3 separate regions of the Homo sapiens genome follow, and all the other regions are linked to region 3. Evidence: chromatin loops called from intact Hi-C (ENCODE). Cell type or tissue: ascending aorta. All regions are shown on one strand. Links, peaks and the distances in the headings refer to the core of each region. The heading gives the core; the rest is flanking DNA.

Region 1 (3,684 bases), core at 953-3,452, 180 kb after region 3:
TGGGAAAGTTGCTTAAACTTTTCAGCTCTCAGTTTCCTCATCTGTAAAACGGGAATGACATTGGTTACTTCAAGGGGTTATTTTGAGAGTTAAATAAAATAATTCACACAAAGCCAACAGCACAGTGCCTGGCCCATCTTGAGACCTCAAACATTAGCCACTAATATTAATCTCCCTCCTGTCCCATAAATGAGCCCACCCAGCTGCTGTTTCCTTTCACAGGCTCTCCTGCTCTTCTGCCTTTTTACATTCCAACCATCTCTTAAGCCTCAGTTCAACTCTCTCCTCCTCCAGGAAGCCCTCCCTGAATGGCCCTCCAAGGGTCCACCTCCCTCTGACTTCCAAGGCTAAATTTTTTTGTATTTGATTGTATTTGTAGTGACTTTTCTTTGCTGCTTCATTGTGTAGGATCCAAACTCCTTGAGCACAAGCCCTTTGCTTCTGTTTCCCCCTCCCCCTTTTCCCCACGGCACCTGTCACAGTGCAATCCACACCATAGGCACTCCTAAAACACCCATGTTTGTCAAGTGGGGGATTCCAGGAAATGGGAGACAGAATCCTAGTGTTTCTGAGAGCGGGTCTTTTGTCTATTTTTAGAGTTTAAATGTTCTTCAAAAATTTCCCAAATTCCACTCTGTCTTTACATTACAACCACACCAATCTTTTCATGTCAGCCAGATGTACTTTTCCCTCCTCTCTACCCGAAATACACCAGAATTTGAAAAATGAGGCGCTGGATCTGGTAGTGCAAGATAGAGAAAGCTTTCTCTAAACCCTGACTATTCTCGTCAGCCTGAAAACTTGGGGAGGGATTAACTCTGGGTGAAAAGGAAGGTTCTGATGGCTCAGCCCAAGGCTATTAGAGCTTGGTTTTTTATAGAGGGACAGTCACGATTTGGAAACATGAAGTCTTAGCTTTTGGAAGGTCAGCACCACTCTTGTTAGGCATCTCAGTACGCTGCCACTCCCTGGGTGGGGGTGGGGAGGGGGAAGGCAGGTGGAGAAACAGACTTGGTAGCCTTGGAGTCAGGACTGAGGACTGACTCTGCCATCCCAGGTGCTGTGGCTACAGGAATGCGCACTGGAAGGTGCTGTTAGCCCCTCCAGCTTGATGGGGGTGGAGATGGGGGAGAGGAGTTTATAGTTATGAGTTTGCAATTGTGACCAAGATAAATGACCATTTGGTCTAGTGGGACCCTTGGGGCAAGGGCCTTCATACCATCTGCTCTGGGTGGAGAGAGGGAGACCTTCTTGATGACCCGAGAGCCCAGTCCTCCAGGGAAGTGCAGCTGTCATGTTCTCCTCTTGGCGAGTGAGTGAATGTTTGTTCCTGGCTACCCTGAACGCAACAATGTGCAATTATTAAGTACTCACCCCCTTGCCAGACACTGCTGAATGCTCTACACACATTACCATCCAGTGTTCACAACACCCCTACAGGGTGAGGATCAGTACCTCTGTCTTCTGGATGAGGAAACTGAGCCGCAGAGAGGCTGATCACTCACACAAAGTCACCCAGCAAACACACAGCAGGTTCCTCTGACCCAGGAAACTGCTGTGCTAACCATTCTGCTGTGCTTCACTGTGTGGGATGGAGGCAGCAGCTGCTTGCCCATACATCGGGGACGAGGCTTTCCCAGAATGCCTGGAGTTTTCAAGCCATCCACTGCTCTCTGCGCCCCAGTCCAGGAGTGATGGAGAGCTATAGTCGGGAATCAGAGATTCCAGGTGGAGATGAAGGCTGACTGTTCCTCTGCTTCAGAAATAACCATTTGGTCAGAACTGAGGAGCATCAGAGGTTCAGCCAGACAAAGCACCTTCCTAGTCTCCAGATGAGGAAACAGGCCACTGGGGTGGGCAGCCTCAGTCATGTCAGATGTGGTGGCAGAGCTGGGACTCCTGGCCGTCCTCTCCAGCCCAGGGGCCACTGATCACATGATATTGCTCTGCTCATGCACCCTGCTTCTCCTCCACTCCACTCTGAGAGGTTCATCAACCAGTCCCTGGTGCCCATGAAGGCCAGGCCTGTGGAAGATGCTCAGTCAATATTTGTGCAGAGGATACAGGCCCAAGGTGCTCGGCTGGCCAGCTCTGTCCCCATCCCTCATCCATAAAAGCAGTGGTGGCTCCAGATTGCCACCTAGAAAGCCAGGGGCAGTCTGGTAGGAAGAAGGTGGGCAGTGTGGAGGAGCGGCCTAGAAGACGGTCAGCCAGCAAACCCACTCTAAGGTCCCATTAAGACACCCCCTGACCCTGCCCAAGAGGGACAACTGCAGCGGGGACAAATGATTCATCCCCACACTTGAGAAGCAGAGGGGCGGGGAAGGAGGAAAGGCTAGGGGTGTGTGTCAGGGTATTGCACACAGAGATGGTTGGCTTCAGTTCTGGGTTCTGAAGTCCCTCTGTGCCGCTGGCTGGGCAAGAGGTAAAGGACAGCTGGGCCAGGGGCCAGGCTGGGACTCCAGCAGGACTTCCGCGGCGAGGGGCGCTGGGGGGGCGAAAGGCTTTGGCGGCCCGGCCAGCAGCGCCCTCGGGGGTAAGGGGAAGGGAGGCTACGCGGAGAGGTGCCAGAGACAGCCGGTGCCCTTGCCCGCCGGCCGCCCGAAGTCCGGGTGGTGGGCGTGGCTGCCCCCGGCGGGTGGGTGGGGGCGGGCTCCGGAGCCTGGCTGCGGAGTGGGTGTCCAGGGCGCTCGCGGCTGGGGCGGCGCGGGGGGCGGGAAGGCGCGCGCCGAAGGGGTGGGGAGGAGAAGGGGCGGGCGGCTCGGGGGTGGAGCCGGGACCGCAGCGCCTGCCGCTCGCTCGGAGCTGTAGCCGCCGCTGCCGCCGCTGCTCTTGGCTCGGGGACGCGGGCGGGCGCTCCGAGAGGCTCTGGTGCCTGCGGCTGCTGCTCTCCTCCGGCGCCCGGGGCTGCGGCGCTCCGGGTCCCGGCCCCTGTCCCGGCATCTCTCGGGTCCCTGAGCCCCGGCCCCGGGTCCCGCGTCCGGCCGGAGAGAACGCACTCAGCTGCTCGAGCCGCCCCGGGCTCGCGCCCCCGGGCCATGAAGAGGGGCCCGTGAGGCGCGCGCGGAGTCGGAGGAAGAGGAGGGAGGAGGGAGGCCGAGGAGGAGGGCGCGGGAGGCGGAGGATGCCGCCGCGGCTGCTGCCGCCGCCGCCACCCGCGGGTCCCCGGCGACCCTGACTCCAGACCCGAGGATGGAGCCGGCGCTGGGCGCTGCAGCTGCTCCCGGCGCGTCCCCGACCAGGTATTGGCCGGGCCCCGCGGGCTCCGGGGCGGGCGGGAGCGGACACTCCGCCGCAGCAGCCGGGAGGGGCGCGGGCGCGGTGGGAGACGCCCCTCCGCTCGGGGACAGCAGCTACCGGCGGTGAGCGGAGGGGTGGCGGCGGCGAGGAACGGCGGCGTGTTGGGCGCAGGAAGGGGCTGCCGGGGCTGGTGGCCGGTGAGCGCCGCGATCACCTCAGCCCTCCCTGCCCCCATTCGAGGAGGGCAGCAAACTTGAGACGCGCGGTGGCCCCCGAGGCGCTTGGCTCCCCTCCGCTGCGGAGCGCACTCAGGGGCTGCTCCGGGCTCACCGTCCCACGACCCGCCTGGCTCGGGTCTGCGGAGGCGCCTTGAGACCCTGAGGTCCCCGCGCCCGCACCAACTTTCCAAACCCAGCTGCACCCGGAGGCGGGGGCGCCGCTCCC
Region 2 (3,684 bases), core at 953-3,452, 1.6 Mb before region 3:
GGGTGGGCACTGTGTTGGCCACTGGAAATACAGCAGTGACTAAAGGGGACAAGGAACCTGCCTTCACGAAGCTAGCGGTATAGAGGGGAGAGACAGGACTCACTCACACACTCACAGGCGCTGGGAAGGAAAGGATGGATAGAGTGCCCAGGGGAGCAGGCCCAGGAACCAAATTTAGATGAGGAGGTCAGCAAAGGCCTGGTGGAGGAGTCCATGTAAGTCGAGGCCCCAAGGATGAGTCGTCAGCCGCTCGAAGCGTGGGCGGGAGAACATTCCAGGCAGGGGGAACAGTGTGAGGTGGGAAAGATCTCGGCCAGCTGCAGAGTAGGCTGCCTCTGGGCCAGAGGCCAGAGGCCAGAGGGAGGAGGTAGAGGAAGAAGCATCTAGGAGCAGGCAGGGGCCACGCCTAGCAGCTTGACAGAGGCACCCAACAAGGAGTACTGGGAACAGGAACAGACCAGGGGCTCAGGATCAGAGAACAGTGGCGGCCAGGACAGCAGCAGGGAGGATGGGGGATGAGAGCCTTAGATGAGGGCGCTGGCAATGGAGGGGCAAGAAGCAGAGACTCCAGACACAGGTGGAATCCACATGGCTGCCACTGGAATCGCCAGAGCCCCACTGGCCCCAAGCCCCTCACCTTCTTGCTCACAAGGAAGCTGGCAGCCACAGCCAGCCCGTGGGTGAAGTTATCGATGGTGTTGGCCAGCAGGTTGAGGTAGCCGCTGACCTGGGAAGGAGGGAAGGCAGGAGGCAGGGCTGAGTGGGGCTGGCCACTCAGGGCAGTACGGCTGCAGGGGCCCTGAGCAGGCCACTCACTTTGATGCTCCGGACCACGGCACCGAGGCCGGGCTCTGCAGCCGGCTGGGCCAGACAGTGGCCTCCATTGAGCGCGGCGGCAGCAGCAGTGGGGTCTTTGTTGGGGGCCTAGGGCCAGGAGAAGGAGGGAGAGGTGACATTAGATGCCCCCCACTCAGCCAGGGCAGACAGAAGGGGAGAGAGATGGAGAAAGAGAGACGGGGGCTGGGTGCAGTGGCTCATGCCTGTAATCCCAGCACTTTGGGAGCCCAAGGCAGATGGATCACCTGAGGTCAGGAGTTCGAGACCAGCCTGGCCAACATGGTGAAACCCCACCTCTACTAAAAATACAAAAATTAGCTGGGCGTGGTCCCAGCTACTTGGGAGGCTGAGGCAGAAGAATTGCTTGAACCTGGGAGGTGAAAGCTGTAGTGAGCCGAGATCGCGCCACTGCACTCCAGCCTGGGTGACAGAGCGAGACTCTTCTCAAAAAAATAATAATAATAATTGGGAGGCTGAGGTGGGTGGATCAAGAAGTCAAGAGATCGAGACCATCCTGGACAACATGGTGAAACCCCGTCTCCACTAAAAATACAAAAGTTAGCTGGGCATGGTGGCGCGCACCTGTGGTCCCAGCTACTCGGGAGGCTGAGGCAGGAGAATCGCTTGAACCCGGGAGGCAGAGGTTGCCGTGAGCCACGATCGTGCCACTGCACTTCAGCCTGGGTGACAGAGCGAGACTCCGTCTCAAAAAAAAAAAAAAAAAAAAAGATAGGAACCCCTGTTTTTTCTAGCTAGAATCCTCTGCTGCTATATCAGTTGGGTGCCCCCAAACTCAACAAACCCTCCCCAACTGCTGTCACCATCAGGCTACCAGAACAAGCTACATCAGGGGCTAATGGTGTCAGTCCCAAAGAAGGTGGCCCAACCTCCCGCAGCTCCCAGGAGAGGGCCAGGAGACCCCTCTTTTCAGGGCTCAACTCAGACCCTGGGCCTCCAGGCCCCGGGCACTACCACAGAACAGAGGCTGATATATCCAGGCCCTTGAGTGTGGGGCCCACCTGGCTGGTCCCCTCCTCCTTGCTGTCCAGGAACATCTTCTCCAACGCCAGGAAGGTCAGGATGCCAGCAATGACCCACAGCCCCAGCTGTTGCTGCTGCTGCAGGCTCTGCCCCTCACCACCTGCAGGGGGCGGCAATGCCAGGCCAGGCCAGGCCAAGCCAAGCCAGGGCCATAGGAGGGGGCCATTTGGAATGGGATCTCATCCAGGGCACCAGGGCAGTGACAAGGGTGGGTTGGGCAGCTGGGGCCCAGAACTCCCACTGGGACCAGGGCCCAGAGACCAGGACAATGACCCTCCCTCCCTCCCAGGCAAGCTCCTGCCAGAAACCCAGAATCCCTCTCCTGGTCATCCTGGCCATCCCTGGGCGTGGGCACCAGGCCCCCACTCCTGGCACTGTCTTGCCCCTGGCGTGTGGCCTCACTTACCAGGGCTGGCGCTGCACGTGTAGGCCCAGGCTTCGGGCAGCAGATGCAGAAACACATTGCCCAAGAGTCCCCCCAGGGCGAAGCTGAGCAGCTGCTTCAGGCGCCAGGCCCCAGCTACAAGGGAGAGATGCGGGGTCTGGGGGCTGACTGGCTGGAGCTCCTGGCCTGACCTTCATCCCACCCCACTCACTGGGCTCTTTCTGGGCCTGCAAGGCTGGATATGGGTGGCTGCTCTTCCTGGGTCCCCCACCTCACAGCAGAAACACCACACCCTGCCAAATGCCCACAGGGCCACCACCATGTCATGGTGAAGAGCTGACAGGTCCCAGCTCCCAACCCACTAGCTGGTGACCTTGGCAGATGACTTTGGAGACTCGGTTTCTCCATCTGTAAATTGGGTCTTATGGGAATTATTATTTTATCTTGTTTTGTTTTGAGATGGAGTCTCGCTCTGTTGCCCAGGCTGGAGTGCAGTGGCGTGATCTTGGTTCACTGCAACCTCCATCTCCCAGGTTCAAGCGACTCTCCTGCCTCAGCCTCCTGAGTAGCTGGGATTACAGGTGTGTGCCACCACATCCGGCTAATTTTTGTATTTTTGGTAGAGACGGGGTTTCATCATGTTGGCCAGGCTGGTCTCGAACTCCTGACCTCAGGTGATCTGCCCACCTCAGCCTCCCAAACTGCTGAGATTACAGCTGTGAGCCTTTTATGGGCTCTTATGGGAATTAAATGACAATATGTACAGCAAGTGCTCATTACGTGGGAATTTTTCTCTTCTCAGCTGCTGTCACTCTCAGAAAAGTGGCAGAGATTTGGGGACTTGCAGCATCCAGGGTTGGAAGTCGCCTGCCTGAAAGCCATGTCCAACCCTTTGGCTTGATAGAGAAACTGAGGCCTAGAGGACAGAGGCAGCTGGGTTTGGGGTGGGATCCCAGGGGAAACTGCTATTTCCTGGCTGGGTGACCTTGGACTGGTCAAAGAACCTCTCTGTGCCTGTGCATCCCCACTTGTAAAATGGAACTAATAATCCAGGTGCTCCCTGCACTGACCCCGCAGGGCTGCTCTGAGGGTTGAGCACAGGCCTGACCATGGCCCAAGCAGGGCTCTATTCACAGCTGTGGCACCGCCCTCAGCCCAGTGCCTGGCACAGAGCTGCTGGGTAACCATCTGGTAAGTGAATGGTTCCTGAGCATCCAGCTGGCAGCACCAGCCCCTGGGATGCTCGTTTCTAACAGATTCCCAGGGCCTTGGTCCACCCCTCTTAGGTGGGGGATAGGCACGTGCATTCTTAGCAGCTCCCTAGAGCTCTCCTGCGTGTTTTGTTACAACATGTTATTTGTGAACGGGCAGTACATGCTCATGGTACAAAAGGGTAGTCAGGACAAAGCTCCCACCCGTGC
Region 3 (7,890 bases), core at 2,786-5,285:
TAGCCCGCCCAGTGACCTATGACGCCGCAACTCCACCCTTAGTCCCCGCCCACAGGGCCCCAGAGCCCCTCTGCCATTGGCTGAGTGCCTTCCACCTGGCGATTGGCCCAGAGGCGCCGGAACAGGCCCGCCCCCTCACGTTCCTACCATGTGTGGGTCCGCCCGGGTGGAGCTGGCATGCGGACAAGTGACGCAGGCTGGGGCTGTCCGCAGGCTGGGGCTGTCCGCGGAGTGCCGGGAGTAGGCCAAGTCTCAAGGGACAGCGGATCTCTTACCCACGTCCTGTTCAGGGCCTGCTTCTAGAAGAAGCTGCCTGGGCTGGTAGGGGTTGCTGTGACTACAGCCAGTGACTTGCAAGACTGACAGCTGACCTTCCTATTATCACCAACATCGTCACCATCACCATCTACATCATTCTACTACAGCTGCCATTTATTAAGTGCACTTTATATGGCAAGAGACATGATCATCTCCTTACGTAGACGGTCTCATTTACTATTCTCAACTCAGCCCAGTTACATTCATTTAGCGAACCCCAGTGAAAAAGCTGCTGTTGTTTTCGTTTCACAGATGAAGAAAACGGAGGGTGCCGCAGGTTGAGTGACTTATTCAATATCATAAAGCTGCTAAGAGGATTTCACCCAGATTATTCTGATTTCGAAATTTCTGCTTTTATCCACGAAGCTATACTTCTCTTTGTGCGAAGATCCTTGGTAATTCCAAGTGGCAGAGTCTAAGGACGGGGAAGGAGTGCCCTAATATGCAGCAGTAGAGGATTTGGGAGTAAGGACTGGGAATGTGGGGGACTTGAATTGAGATAGTAATTATGCCATCAGATGAATTTATTTTCTTTTAGTCTGTTTAGTAGATCCAGTGTGTGCAAAGCACTGTACTGGATTCCGGGTAGGGTTCAGAGATGTGGAGGACACTGTCCCCATTCTTCTGGGACGCCAGGTGGAACCCTCTTGGGCTAAGACGGCTTAGTCAAGCTGCAGCTTTGGGGTTATCAGGTGGAAAACAGTCTGTTTCAACTTGACCCTAGGTTGAGCCCATGCTTGGAACCCTTCCTGGACCTGGGACAGAGTGATGAAAGCATTTAGTAATTTAGTCTGCAATTTAGTGGCATTAATTGGCACCACTCTCTAAACCAGTGTCACTGCAATCCTAGGCATTCTCTGTCATTTCCAGGGCTTTTCACGAGCTGTTCCAGCAGTCTAGATCACACTCCCTCTTCCATCTTTGTTTCTAACTCCAGTTTGCTCTGTATCATTGTTCAGTATAGATGTCACCTTCTTGCTGTCTGATCCCAACCTGAATAGTGCCCCATCTTATTCTGTGCTTCTTTTTGGTCACTTGTCTTGGCACACAATACTGAAATTTCTTGCTTAAAAGTCTTTCTGCCCCATTAGAGTATAAACTCCTGGAGAGCAGGGGCTGTGGCTTATTTACATACAGTTGTATGTCTGAAGTCTAGCTCAGGGCTTGGCACCTAACGCTCAAGGATTATTTGAGTAAAAATTGAACTAGAGTCTCATATTGGCAGGCTCTTAAAGGTTTATCCTAGTCCGCTTACCTGACCCTTTCCTTATTTTTGAATTTCCTTTCCAAATTCTTGCTGAATAAATCGATGCAATCTTTCATTACTTTTATTTTAAGGTTTTGTGTTCCCCCTCTCCTATGCCCTCTTCTCTCCACAAGGTTGGTGCTTTGCTAGGAATGAAACAGAGTGTAAGGAGGTGGTTCTCCCTTAACCTCAGAGATGGGTCCTCTTCCCTTTTTCTCCTCTAAATTCCCATAATGCTATATCTGTATTCCGTGAACCCTGTGAGGCAGGGACTGTGCTTGTCTTACTTTTCAGTGTCTTCTCAGCTGGTACTCTGGTACCTAACATATAGTAGGTGCTCAAAAAACATTTGTTGAATGATCAAAAGTCACTTCCCTCCCCTCCCCTCGCTCTCTTATTAAGCTATCATGAGAGGCAGTGTGATGTAATGGTTAAACCTGAGGCTTTGCACATTGGAGTTGCTGAGTTCAAATTCTAGTTCTGCTTTTATTCTCTGTGACCTTGGATAAGCTAGTTAACCTCTCTGTTCCTCACTTTCTTAATCTTTGCAATAGGGTGATAATAGCACTTAGGATATAGTAAGCATTTGTACTGTGTCAGCTACTGTTATTCTGAACAGCAGGACCTGTGTCTGGTTTTGTCTTCCTTGTAATGCTCAGCCCTGGGTCTTACATGTAATGTGGGCTCCATAAGTTGCTGACTACATAAAATATTTTACTTATTTTTTTAAAGTCCTTGAAATTTTGCCAATAATGAAAAAACAAGTAATCAACCTCAGTTCCCAAAACCTAACAAATCAATTATTTCTTATCTTCATGTTGCCTTCTAGACTTTGTCCACAAACATTTAAGTTTTAAAACTTTAATCAAAGCAGAGGTTCAGTGCTCCCTGGGTTGTGTTTTTTTTTTTTTTTTTGTTTGTTTTTTTTTTTTTAATTTGAGATGGAGTCTTGCTCTGTCACCCAGGCTGGAGTGCAGTGGCGTGATCTCAGCTCACTGCAACCTCTGCCTCCTGGGCTCAAGCAATTCTCGTGCATCAGCCTCCCAAGTAGCTGGGAGTATAGGTGGCAGCCACCACGCTGGGCTAATTTTTGTATTTTTAGTAGAGTCAGGGTTTCACCATATTGATCAGGCTGGTCTTGAACTCCTGACCTCAGGCAATCCACCTGCCTTGGCCTCTCAAAGTGCTGGGATTACAGGTGTGAGCCACCGACCGTGTCCAGCCTGTTCTTTTTTTTTTTTTTTTTTTTTTTGAGACAGGGTCTTGTTCTGTCACCCAAGCTGGAGTGCAGTGCTGTGACCCTAGTTCAATACATTTTCAAACTCCTGGGCTCAAGGGATCCTCCTGCCTCAGCCTCCTGAGTAGCTAGGACTACAGGCACACACTACCATGCCCAGCTAATTTAAAAAACATTTTTTTCTTGGTAAAAACAGGGGTCTTGCTATGTTGCCCAGGCTGGTCTTGAAGCAATCAACTCCTAGCCTCAATCGATCCTCCCTCTTTGGGCTCCCAAAGTGCTGGGATTATAGGCATGAGCCATTGCACCCGGCCCAGCTTTTTTAAAACTTAAAATATTAAGCATGTTGTATATTGCTGCATCATTACTTTTGTGTTTTTTTGTGGTTTGTGTTGTCAAGTTGATAAAGATGAACTATTAATACTTCATTGAATAATTGCATATTGCTTCAGTATATTAACAGTGTAACATTCAAGAATCGGGAAGTAGGGTGGGTGCGGTGGCTCACGCCTGTAATCCCAGCACTTTGGGAGGCCGAGGCAGGAGGATCATTTGAGGTCAGGAATTGATTGGCCAACATGGTGAAGCCCCGTCTCTACTAAAAATACAAAAAGTAGCCAGGTGTGGTGGCGCGTGCCTGTAATCCCAGCTACTCAGGAGGCTGAGGCAGCAGAATTACTTGAACCCGGGAGGTGGAGATTACAGTGAACCAAGATCACGCCACCAGACTTCAGTCTGAGTGACGAAGTGAGACTTCGGAAAAAAAAAAAAAAGAATCGGGAAGTAAATCTGACACTAGATAGAATACTAGAGTGCAAAGTCCACTTTGGGTTTTTACACTTTAAAAGGGACACAGAGAAATTGGACAGAGACCAAAGAAACCTGTACATTGCTAAGGAAGTGAAATGTAATGGGGTACTATTGTCTCTTCGAGAGAAATAAAAGCTAATTTTTGATCTCATAATAATGCACTCTAGTGTACACCTTGTAAAAAGTACCTCCAAAGAGTGGTTGTCATGAGGATGCCAAACAACCTAGTTTACACTAGGAAGAGTGAAAGATTGGAGAGACTTAGGATAAGGTGCTTTAAGGATGAGATGAATTAGCCAGGAACTGAGTGGCGTCTTTCTCCCCCGAAGATACTTACGCAGATAGATCAGTCCTGTTTTGTCTCTTTTTGTTAATGTCCTGCATGGAGACTGGATTAGACAACTTTCTACTTTGGCTTTGAACTGCGCTTTGGGTAAATATTTGATGATTGGCTGAAGGTAACCAGGCGCGGCGGGAGGGAAGTCCCCGGCCAGTTTAAGTTATCCGCGCCCTCTAGTGGTAGGACTGGGACAGCGGCGGTTCGGTTTGCGGCTGGGCGGGGAACACCAGGACCAATCCAGGGTGCAGAGGTGGCATGCCTGTTCCCAAGGCTTCACGCAAAAGCCTATTTTGATGTAGTGACGTAAAATGTTTGTTCTTGGAACTGTTAAGCTTGAGAAGCAGTAAAGCTTATTGAGAGCACAGACCGTAAAACTAAACTCCCTGGGTTCCATTTCCAGATCTGACATTAACTAGCAAATTACTTAATTGGGCGAGCTAATTAACCTCTCTGTGCCTTAGTTTCCTCATTTGTAAAATGGGGATGATGATACTTATAATAAAAGTACAATATGAAATTAGGGAAAGGTCAATAGACTAATAAGTCAGAATTGAGAATCCAGAAACAGGTCCACATGAATCTGGACATTTTATTCACGACAAAGATGTCTCCGTAAAGAAGTGGGGAAAGTAATGGGTCAATCAGGTATTCCATTGTAAAAAAGTGAAACTTGACTCCATCTCACAACATACAAATCAATTCCAGATAGATTATATGCTTAATGTGAGGGGTAAAACGATAAAGCTTTAAGAAGATTGTATTGGAGAATATCTTCGCAACCTTGGGGGAAGACAAACATTTCTTGAAAAAGACATGAAAAGCACTAACCATTAAAGAAAATGTTGATGAGTTGGACTGTGTTAAAATTAGGAACTGTTAATCAAAAAACATTATTCGGAGAGTGAAAAGGCAAACCATAGAATGAGAAAAGATACTTACATAATATTTATAATTCTTAAAGAGCTCAAATCCAGAATATGTCAACAGCCCTTAGAAATCATAATAATAAAAAAAGATAGGCAATCCAATTTGAAACTAGGCCAGAGACTTGAATAGGCACTTTCTGTAGAGTCCTAATTAGGCAAAAGGAGTCAGACTGGTGGGATTGAAGGAAAGCAAAAAGAAAAAGCAGATAAACTGTAAGTCTACCTTTCTTTGTGGCCCAGGACACATAGCCCTCCTGTGCAAATAACTCACAATCTTCCTGTGCCCAGCTATCACCAGTCCCTTGGCTGATAGCTGACTGCAACCTTGGCATTATCAGCACTGCACAAAGCCCTCTTCAGTACACAGCACAAGCACCATCCTATAAAATCCCCAGCAAGCCTTTGTCTCTTTGTAGTCAGCTCCTCTCTTGCTGACCTGCCCATTGTACCCTTGCAATGTCTTTTCATACTTTCTCTAATAAATCTGCCTTTCTTTACCTACAACTGTCCTCGTAAATTCTTTTTACTGCCTGCACAACACTGGCCCCAGATAGTGGCTACCTGCGACACTTTCCACACACCCCCGCCCCAAAGGATGGATATTTAAGTGGGCAATGAACACATGAAAAGGTACTCACCTTCATTAGCTCATTAGGGAGCTACAAATTAAAACCACAATGAGGTACCACTATAGGCCCGCAAGAATGAATAAAGTTAAAAGGATTGATAAAACCAAGTGTTTGGGAGGATGTGAGCAATTAAAATACACTGCTGTTGGGAGTGTAAATTGATACAACCACTTTAAAAAAGTGTCTGTTATATATTAAATTCGAAAAGCCAAATACCTTACAAATCATGAACGATATATTCTATGACCCAGCAGTTTCACTCCTAGCATATACTTAACAGAAATCCGTGCACATGTGCACCAAAAGACATGTGCAAGAATGTTCATAGCAGTATTATTAGTAATAATAATAAATCAGGGATAACTCAAATGTCCATTAGACAAAGAATAGCTAAAAAATTGTGCTGTATTCAAACTTAGGAATACCATACAAAAAACCTACAGTTACAGGCAGCAGTAACATGGGTGATTCTCACAAACTTAATATCAACTGAAAGAAGTCAGAAACCAAAGAAAATATTTATATAAGTGATATGTTTGGCTCTGTGTCCCCACTCAAATCTCATGTTGAATTATTATCTTCAGTATTGGAGGGACCTGATGGGAGGTGATTGGATCATTGGATCATGGGGGCGGATTTCCCCCTTGCGGTTCTGGTGATAGTGAGTTCTCACAAGATCTGGGGTTTTTTTTTTTTTTTTAATTTTTACGGAGACGGAGTCTGGCTTTGCTGCCCATGCTGGAGTGCAGTGGTGCAATCTCGGCTCACTGCAAGCTCCGCCTCCCGGGTTCACGCACGCCATCCTCCTGCCTCGGGACTACAGGTGTCCACCACCACGACCGGCTAATTTTTTGTATTTTTGGTAGAAACGGGGTTTCACCGTGTTAACCAGGATGGTCTCGATCTTCTGACCTCGTGATCCACCCGCCTCAGCCTCCCAAAGTGCTGGGATTACAGGCGTGAGCCGCCGCGCCCGGCCCAAGATCTGGTTGTTTAAAAGTGTGTAGCACTTCCTCCTTCGTTCTCTCTCTCTCCTGCACCCATGTGAAAATGTGCTTGCTTCCCATTCGCCTTTCCGCCATGACTATAAGTCTCCTGAGGCTTCCCCAGCCCTGCCTCCTGCACAGCGTGTGGAACTGTGAGTCAATTAAACCTCTTTTCTTTATAAATTACCCACTCCCAGGCAGTTCTTTACAGTGGTGTGAGGACAGAAAAACACAATATGTATATATCCACTACATAAAGTTCGCAATCCGACAAAACTAATGTGTGAATAGCCAAAGAAGTAGAAACAACCCAAATGACTATCTTCTGATGAATGAGTAAATAAAATGTCTCTGTATGCAATGGAATATCATTTGGCAATAAAAAGGGAGTGTTGGCCGAGCGCAGTGGCTCACGCTTGTAATCCCAGCACTTTGGGAGGCCGAGGTGGGCAGATCGCCAGGTCAGAATTTCGAGACCAGCCTGGCCAACATGGCGAAACCCCATCTCTACAAAAAATACAAAACTTAGCCGGGCATGGTGGCGGGCGCCTGTAATCCCAGCTATTCGGGAGGCTGAGTCAGGAGAATCGCTTGAACCCAGGAGGTGGAGGTTGCAGTGAGCTGAGATTGTGCCATTGTACTCCAGCCTGGGCGACAAAAGCAAGACCCTATCTCAAAAAAAAAAAAAAAAAAAAAAAAAGGGGTGTTGTGTTGATACACATACCAACATTGATGAACCTTGAAAACATTATGTTAAGTGATAGAAGCCAGTTACAAAATACCACATATTGTATTATAGAATTCCATTTATATGAAATGTCCAGAATAGGCAAATCCATAGAGACAGAAATTGGTTTTCTAGGGCTAGGAGGGCTGGGGGTGAGGAAAATGAGGAGTAAACACTAATGGGATGATGAAAATGTTCTAAAACTGATTGTGATGATGGTTGTACAACTCTGTGAATATACTAAAAACCATTGAAGTGTGCTTACTTTTAATAGGTGAATTGTATGTTATGTGAATTATTTTAACAAAGATATTATTAAAAAACTTACAGACTGTTATTAATATAAATAAAAAATAAAATAAGCCTCAGAACCAGAACGGGACTTTTATTATTATTTTTTTAAGACAAGGTCTCAGGCCAGGCACAGTGGCTCACGCCTGTAATCCCAGCGCTTTGGGAGGCTGAGGCGGGTGGATCACCTGAGGTCAGGAGTTCGAGACCAGCCTGGCCAAAATGGTGAAACCCCGTCTCTACAAAAAAACAAAAATTAGCCAGGCATGATGGCTCATGCCTGTAGTTCTAGCTACTCAGGAGGCTGAGGCATGAGAATCACTTGCACCCAAGAGGCAGAGGTTGCAGTAAGCCAAGATCACACCACTGCACTTCAGCCT

What was found. Hi-C counts contacts between places; a loop is a spot of excess contacts. Peaks named below come from ENCODE experiments on the same cell type or tissue, not always from the same donor. Only the 100,000 strongest peaks of a DNase experiment are listed, where the experiment ranks them.
Region 1: it touches region 3 in a loop (10-fold over the local background); 5 of 110 quality-filtered maps call a loop at or near these places.
Region 2: a loop joins it to region 3, with 4 times the contacts of the local background. A loop is called at or near these places in 2 of 110 quality-filtered maps.

The regions. Positions count from the first base shown.
Region 1 is chr11:45,664,736-45,668,419 of GRCh38, reverse strand. CHST1 (carbohydrate sulfotransferase 1) reads left to right here and starts at 2,798. Exons shown (of 4, transcript NM_003654.6): 1 at 2,798-3,242. In ascending aorta, for the core only: no CTCF peak of the experiment used is centred there; DNase peaks (open chromatin) are centred at 2,349 and 2,649; H3K4me3 peaks cover 1,317 bases; H3K27ac peaks cover 1,731 bases.
Region 2 is chr11:47,410,640-47,414,323 of GRCh38, reverse strand. SLC39A13 (solute carrier family 39 member 13) reads right to left here. Exons shown (of 10, transcript NM_001128225.3): 3 at 2,285-2,398; 4 at 1,857-1,978; 5 at 817-924; 6 at 638-727. Among named protein-coding and RNA genes, the nearest start is that of SLC39A13-AS1, 3.2 kb to the right of the region's middle. RefSeq lists enhancers at 1-438, 3,610-3,684. In ascending aorta, for the core only: a CTCF peak has its summit at 1,986 (motif pointing right); a DNase peak (open chromatin) is centred at 1,975; H3K4me3 peaks cover 163 bases; H3K27ac peaks cover 1,775 bases.
Region 3 is chr11:45,839,539-45,847,428 of GRCh38, reverse strand. It overlaps a transcript of CRY2 not described here. Among named protein-coding and RNA genes, the nearest start is that of CRY2, 4.0 kb to the left of the region's middle. RefSeq lists enhancers at 294-343, 394-503. In ascending aorta, for the core only: a CTCF peak has its summit at 4,131 (motif pointing left); a DNase peak (open chromatin) is centred at 4,108; H3K4me3 peaks cover 900 bases.